Regions from separate parts of the Homo sapiens genome. Here region 1 is linked to region 2. The links are chromatin contacts, found by Hi-C or POLR2A ChIA-PET in ENCODE. All regions are on one chromosome and are shown on one strand. The core of a region is the stretch at or near the end of the contact, and the rest is flanking DNA. Distances in the headings are between cores, read along the strand shown.

The links. A loop is a pair of places that touch in the nucleus more often than their neighbours do. ChIA-PET counts read pairs that join two places held with the same protein, here RNA polymerase II (POLR2A).
Region 1: a map of OCI-LY7 shows a loop between it and region 2 (13-fold over the local background). The contact joins the promoter of PITX1-AS1 here to the promoter of WSPAR in region 2. A Hi-C loop is called at or near these places in 1 of 168 maps with a recorded cell type or tissue (OCI-LY7). POLR2A ChIA-PET finds 5 or more read pairs at or near these places in 1 of 52 experiments (A673).

What each region holds. Positions count from the first base shown.
Region 1 is chr5:135,031,871-135,034,570 of GRCh38, forward strand. It overlaps PITX1-AS1 (PITX1 antisense RNA 1), which reads left to right and starts at 1,404. Exons shown (of 6, transcript NR_161235.1): 1 at 1,404-1,670. It overlaps PITX1 (paired like homeodomain 1), which reads right to left and starts at 2,358. Exons shown (of 3, transcript NM_002653.5): 1 at 1,843-2,358. The coding sequence starts at 2,011. RefSeq lists a silencer at 1-71 and an enhancer at 1,242-1,874.
Region 2 is chr5:133,912,293-133,914,992 of GRCh38, forward strand. WSPAR (Wnt signaling pathway activating non-coding RNA) reads left to right here and starts at 1,385. Exons shown (of 3, transcript NR_131252.1): 1 at 1,385-1,704; 2 at 2,483-2,630.

The DNA of each region.
Region 1 (2,700 bases), core at 154-2,653, 1.1 Mb after region 2:
GAGGGGGTCTCTGCTTTTCTGAACTAGGATCAGATCTCTCCAGCCTAAAGTCCCTCCACTTTCTTCTCCTCAGGGGTGTATGGGAGCCCCACTGGGCAGGCACAACACAGCCGGGTTCTCGGCCTTGCTTCCAGGCCTCCAGTCCCAAAGCCTAGAAAACCCCACCAACTGCAGCCCAGACAGACAGACTCTGTCTAGGTGACCTCGGGCTTTAGTCTGTCTCTCTTTGAAGCTACACAAAACACACGCAGTCATAGAAACATTAATACATAAAGAAAAAGAGTTTAAAAACAAAACACAGAAGCCCAGAAAAGCTCACAGCTCTATGCCTAAAGACACTGAAAGGGCCACAAATTCTCAAAATCAGACAGGAAGAAACACAGAGCAAATGTAAATTAAGAAGCCAGAAAGCTCCGTACAAACACACCCCTAACTAAATACAGAGCTGTAAGTGTATAAACTCCAGGTTGACAGAAGCATTTATTTCTCTGGGATTTAAAAAAATAATGTACCGTTGTAGATAGATTTTTAACTCCTTCCCAATAAGGCCCTTGTAGAGATAATTTTTAAATCCCAGAGAAACACATTATAGTTAGATAATTTAAATTCCCCAAATAACACCACTGTAAATGGATTTTGAGAAAATTCCGGAGAAACGCGCCATTTTGGATTGACTTTTTAAAATCTCCGGAAGAATAATGTTGCATGTAGATATTTTAAATTCCAGACCTACACTTCGTACGTTAATTCTTTCAGAATCGAAAGATACAGTTAAAATTAATTCATCCTCATAGATTTGGTTCAAAAAAATCAATATACGATTATATATCTCTCTAGGTTTTAAAAATAAAACCAACCAAAGACCGCGCTTAAAACTTTTGAAAACAAAAGTAGAGTTCAGCGTTGATTATGTTTTAACCAAGCAAACAACCTCTCAGAAAAATCACTTAGGGATGCAAAAGAGAAACAGATACTAAGAAAGTGGAGAGAAACATTCAGCTGTGTATTAAGAAATGAACGCAGAAGAGGCGCCCACACCGGGGAGCTCGGAGCCCCTCCGGAACCCGGCCGGCTGCGCTGGGCAGCGGATTCGCTGCCCCACTGCCCGCGCCGGCCACCCGCGGGCCCAGTTCGCTGCTGGAAAAAAGCTCCAGCTCGGACAAAAAAAGGCAGCGCGGAGGGAGACGCGCAGGAGCCGGGGCGGGGGCCAGAGCCGGGCTGCTCCGGGCTTCGGCCGCGCACGTGGGCCGGATCCCTTGATCGGCGTTCCGGCTGGCCTTGCTGGGAGTCCGGCCGCGCCTGTTGGCCCGCTCGCCCTCACCGTCCTCTGTGTCTCCCTTCTACTTGATGACCCCTCTCCCCCCGTTTACCCTTCCCGCCCGCCCCTTCTCTTTGGTCTCTTTCATTCTGTCGCCTACTGTCACGGTGTTAACCTCCCTCTCTGTCTCTCTGAGTGCGTTCTCTCGCCCGTCACCCCTCTTCCTTTCTCGGTCTCCTCCTCTCCCTTCGTCCGAGCCGCTCCTTAGCGCCCAGTTGCGCAAATCAAATTCTTTCCCGTTCTATTTACTCCTGATCAAGAGGGGCTGTCAGTCCAACCCTCCAGCTGTAGGCTCGTGCATCTGCCAGTCTCTTGGCGCGTGGGGACCGCGTGGAAGTGCCTTCGCGTGTGCGTAAGTTTCCGCGTTCACCGTCAGGTCGAGAACGGGAAAAAGAAAGCTCCTGACGCTTCTGGGGCGGAGAGGGAGCTTGGTTGCGCGGCGCGGGCGTCAGGCCCTGCTCCCAGCTCCCCGTGCTCCGCGCCCGGGTAGGCTCTGTGCGCGCCGCGCGGGGAACGGCGCTTACCTGGCAGCTCCGTGTCAGACGACTCGCTGGCGGAGTTCTCGAGCGGCTCGCGGGGGTCGGCGGGCCGGGCCAGGTGGAAGGCGGGCCCCATGTCATGGGGTGGCGGCGGCGGCGGCCGGAGCCCCTCCGGCAGCCGCTCCAGGCTCATGCCCCCCTTGAAGGCGTCCATGGAGGTGGGGACCGCGGCGGGCGCTCCAGGGGCCGGGGCTGGGCGCGCCCCGCCGCCCTGGCTGCGACCTGCGGGGACAAGAGCGCAGCGCCTAAGCGGCTGCCCTCCAGGGCTGCCGGCGCCTGCAGCGACGCCGTGCCCGCCCCATGGACCGCCCGGGGCTGCGGCGCCGGGCGGGCAGAGGCGGCGGCAGCTTCTCGCGACTGGGCGCCTGGCTCAGCGCTCCGCGCTGCGCTCCTGCCGCTCGGGCCTCAGCAGCCCGGCCGGCCCCGGCTCCGGCTCCGGCTCCGGCTCGCGATCCGGGGCCGGTTTCTAAGGCTCCGGACGGCGCCGGCAGAGTCTGTCTTAAAGCGACAGCGCGCACAGCCAGGTTCCAGCAGTCCCTGCGCCAGGGGTGCTGGGTGGGGTGGGCCTGGGTGGGAGGGGGCTGGGGAGGGAGCGAGCGAGCGAGGGAGCGCGGGCGGAATCCAGCCCCAAGCCGCCCGCGCCGCCGCGCCCTCACTGCCGCCCTCCCTCCCTCCCTGCCTCGCCCGCGCCCTCCCCCTCCGCAGCCACCTTCCCGCCGCCTCCCCGCCCCCCGCGGCCTCGCCGCGCCTCTCCCTCCTTCCCCGGTGACACACCGAGTTCTCCCTCGGCCTCACAAAAGAAACGCATCTGGCCTGCGAGTCCCGGGCGGCTCGTGCACACCT
Region 2 (2,700 bases), core at 135-2,634:
GCCAGGCATGGTGGCTCATGTCTGTAACCCTAGAACTTTGGGAGGTCCAGGTGGGAGAATCTCTTGAGCCGAGGAGTTCGAAACCAGCCTGGGCAACATAGTGAAACCTTGTCTCCACAAAAAGTTTTTAAAAATTAAGCGAGTATGGTGGCATGTGCCTGTCATCCCAGCTACTCAGGTGGCTGACGTGGGAGGGTCGCTTAAGCCCAGGAGGTCGAGGGTGCAGTAAGCCATGGTGGTGCCACTGTACTCCAGCCTGGGCAACATAGAAAAACCTTGTCTCAAAAAATGAAAAATGAAAAATTTTTTTTTGAGAAGGAGTCCTGCTCTGTTGCCCAGGCTGGAATGCAGTGGCGCAAACTTGGCTCACTGTAAGCTCTGCCTCCCAGGTTCACACCATTCTCCTGCCTCAGCCTCCCGAGTAGCTGGGACTACAGGTGCCCACCACCATGCCCGGCTAATTTTTTGTATTTTTAGTAGAGACGGGGTTTCACCATGTTAGCCAGGATGGTCTCGATCTCCTGACCTTGTGATCTGCCTGCCTCGGCCTCCCAAAGTGCTGGGATTACAGGCGTGAGCCACCAGGCCCAGCCAAAACGTAATTGTAATTAAGTTTACTTTCCAAAGAAGAAAAAACACTCAGAATCCAAACAGGACAGGTGGAATCAAAGGCTTCTTCACAAAGATGCGTGGGGTAATGCGGAACCCCTTTTCTTAAGAAAAGTTTCTGCTCAGAGGGGATCCTGGCCTTGCTGTTGCAGCTGTTATAAATCGTCCATGGGCATGAAAATGGAGATGGTCTTTGGAGGCCCGGGGAGAGATAAGGAGAGTAACAGACGCCACAGAGGCCATGCTTGGCTGTGGGTTGCAGAGATCTCCATCCCGATTGGAATAGTAATTGCTTCATTGGATCATTGCTTCGAAAAATAATGCGGTGGGGGAGCAGAGGCAGCCCGCTGTGAATTCCAAGCAGGAACATACTGAACTGCTCCAGAGAGAGGGAACTCTGCAGCAGGGAGCGCCTGGAGCCAGGAGTCCACTCACCCCAGCAGGAGGACTCTCCAACAAGAATTCGCCACTCCTGACCTGGAATGTGGAGATGGGAATGGCCAGACGGGCCCTGGACCTGGTGAAGGATGTCAGGACACTACAGCGTCACTGCTCCTGGTGGCAGCCACCATCTCTTAACCCCTCAGGGAGAGTTAAGATTCAGGTCAGCACCTAGAGCAGCTACCTCAGAGTACTTAATGCCAATCCCTGGGCAAAGAACTTCTACACTAAATTCCATTCTGTCGTCACCACGCTGGGAGGTGGACATTACTATCCTCATCTGACAGACAAGGAAACTAACACTACAAGGAGATTAAATAGCATGACAAAGTCTCCATCCTGGCTGAACTTTGGATAAGATCTACGTTTGGGATTCTTCTTGGTGATGGATGATGCCTAGACCAGCCCCAGACACCCTCCCAAGCCTAAGCTCCCCTCTCCTGTTCTGACATCCCCATCCCACCAGGAACCCAAGCTTGTGGCCATCGTGCCAGGAGGACTTCTTCCAGGTTTTAGTATAGCCTGAGTGACCTCTAGGAGTCCTTGGACCTGAGCTAACTCCTGTACAATTTTGGCCGGTTGTCTGGTTAATAAATTAACAATTGGTAATGATAACAGCTAGCCAACATTGTTGGTTATATGCCAGCCACTAAGGTAAGCATTATCTTATATGGCCCTCATAATCTCTCTATAAGGTAGAGTTATATAATCCCCATTTTATAGAGGGGGAAACTGAGGATTAAGCACGTGAGTCACCTGTGGGAAGGCAGAGTCTGGAATCCAGGGGGTTCGATTCCAAGGTCCATGCTTTTAACTCCTGTGTTTTTTTGCTCAGTTTCAGAAAACCCAGTTCACAGAAATCTGATACTTTAGAGATAAATTATTCACATAACAAAAGGATCTTTTACCTTGGGGAAGGATTCAGCTGGACTTTGAGCATAACTTCCTTCGTGCATTTAAAATGTGACCTGACTTAGGATTTTTGGTGTCCTGCCCATGACCTGATGAGAAACTATATTTGTCCCCAGGCTTCTTCAGCTGATATCCTTCTTCCCCTACAGGGAAGGAGGTCAAATCTAATCCTAGGCCTGGAAATGCTTGGCCAGGGCCTGGTGGTGCCCAAGCCCCTCTCAGGCTGGGCTTTGGCTTCTTGGGGCCAGGCCTTGGGTATAGAGGCCACTGCCCACACTCAGGCCCAGACAAGCTTGGTGACCTTGCATGGGCCACTCCGTGTCTCTTGCTCTGCCGCATGTAACCCTGGTCATGCTGACTTGCTCTTGCTGGGGCTCCCGGGTGTATCTAATAAATGATGTAAAGCACTTAGAGACATAAGTGCTCAACTACTGGGGCCATAAATTACCAGGGATGGATTCCTGAATGTTATGATTATGTGCTTGTGCTTGTTCTCAGTAATGAATAATTATCCTTTTAGTCCTGCAGCCACATCCAAACATCTTCACCCCACAGGACTAGAGGAGTCACTGACCCTGACTGCTGGGCTCCTCCGATGGTCATGGGCAACAACCAAATGCAAAGCTTGGTCCCTGATGGACACCAGTCTGAAGAACCTTTTCTATAAGGCACGTTTGGGTAAATTTGAACACAGGCAAGGTATTAGATGGTGTCAGGAAACTGTTAACTTTGTTAGGT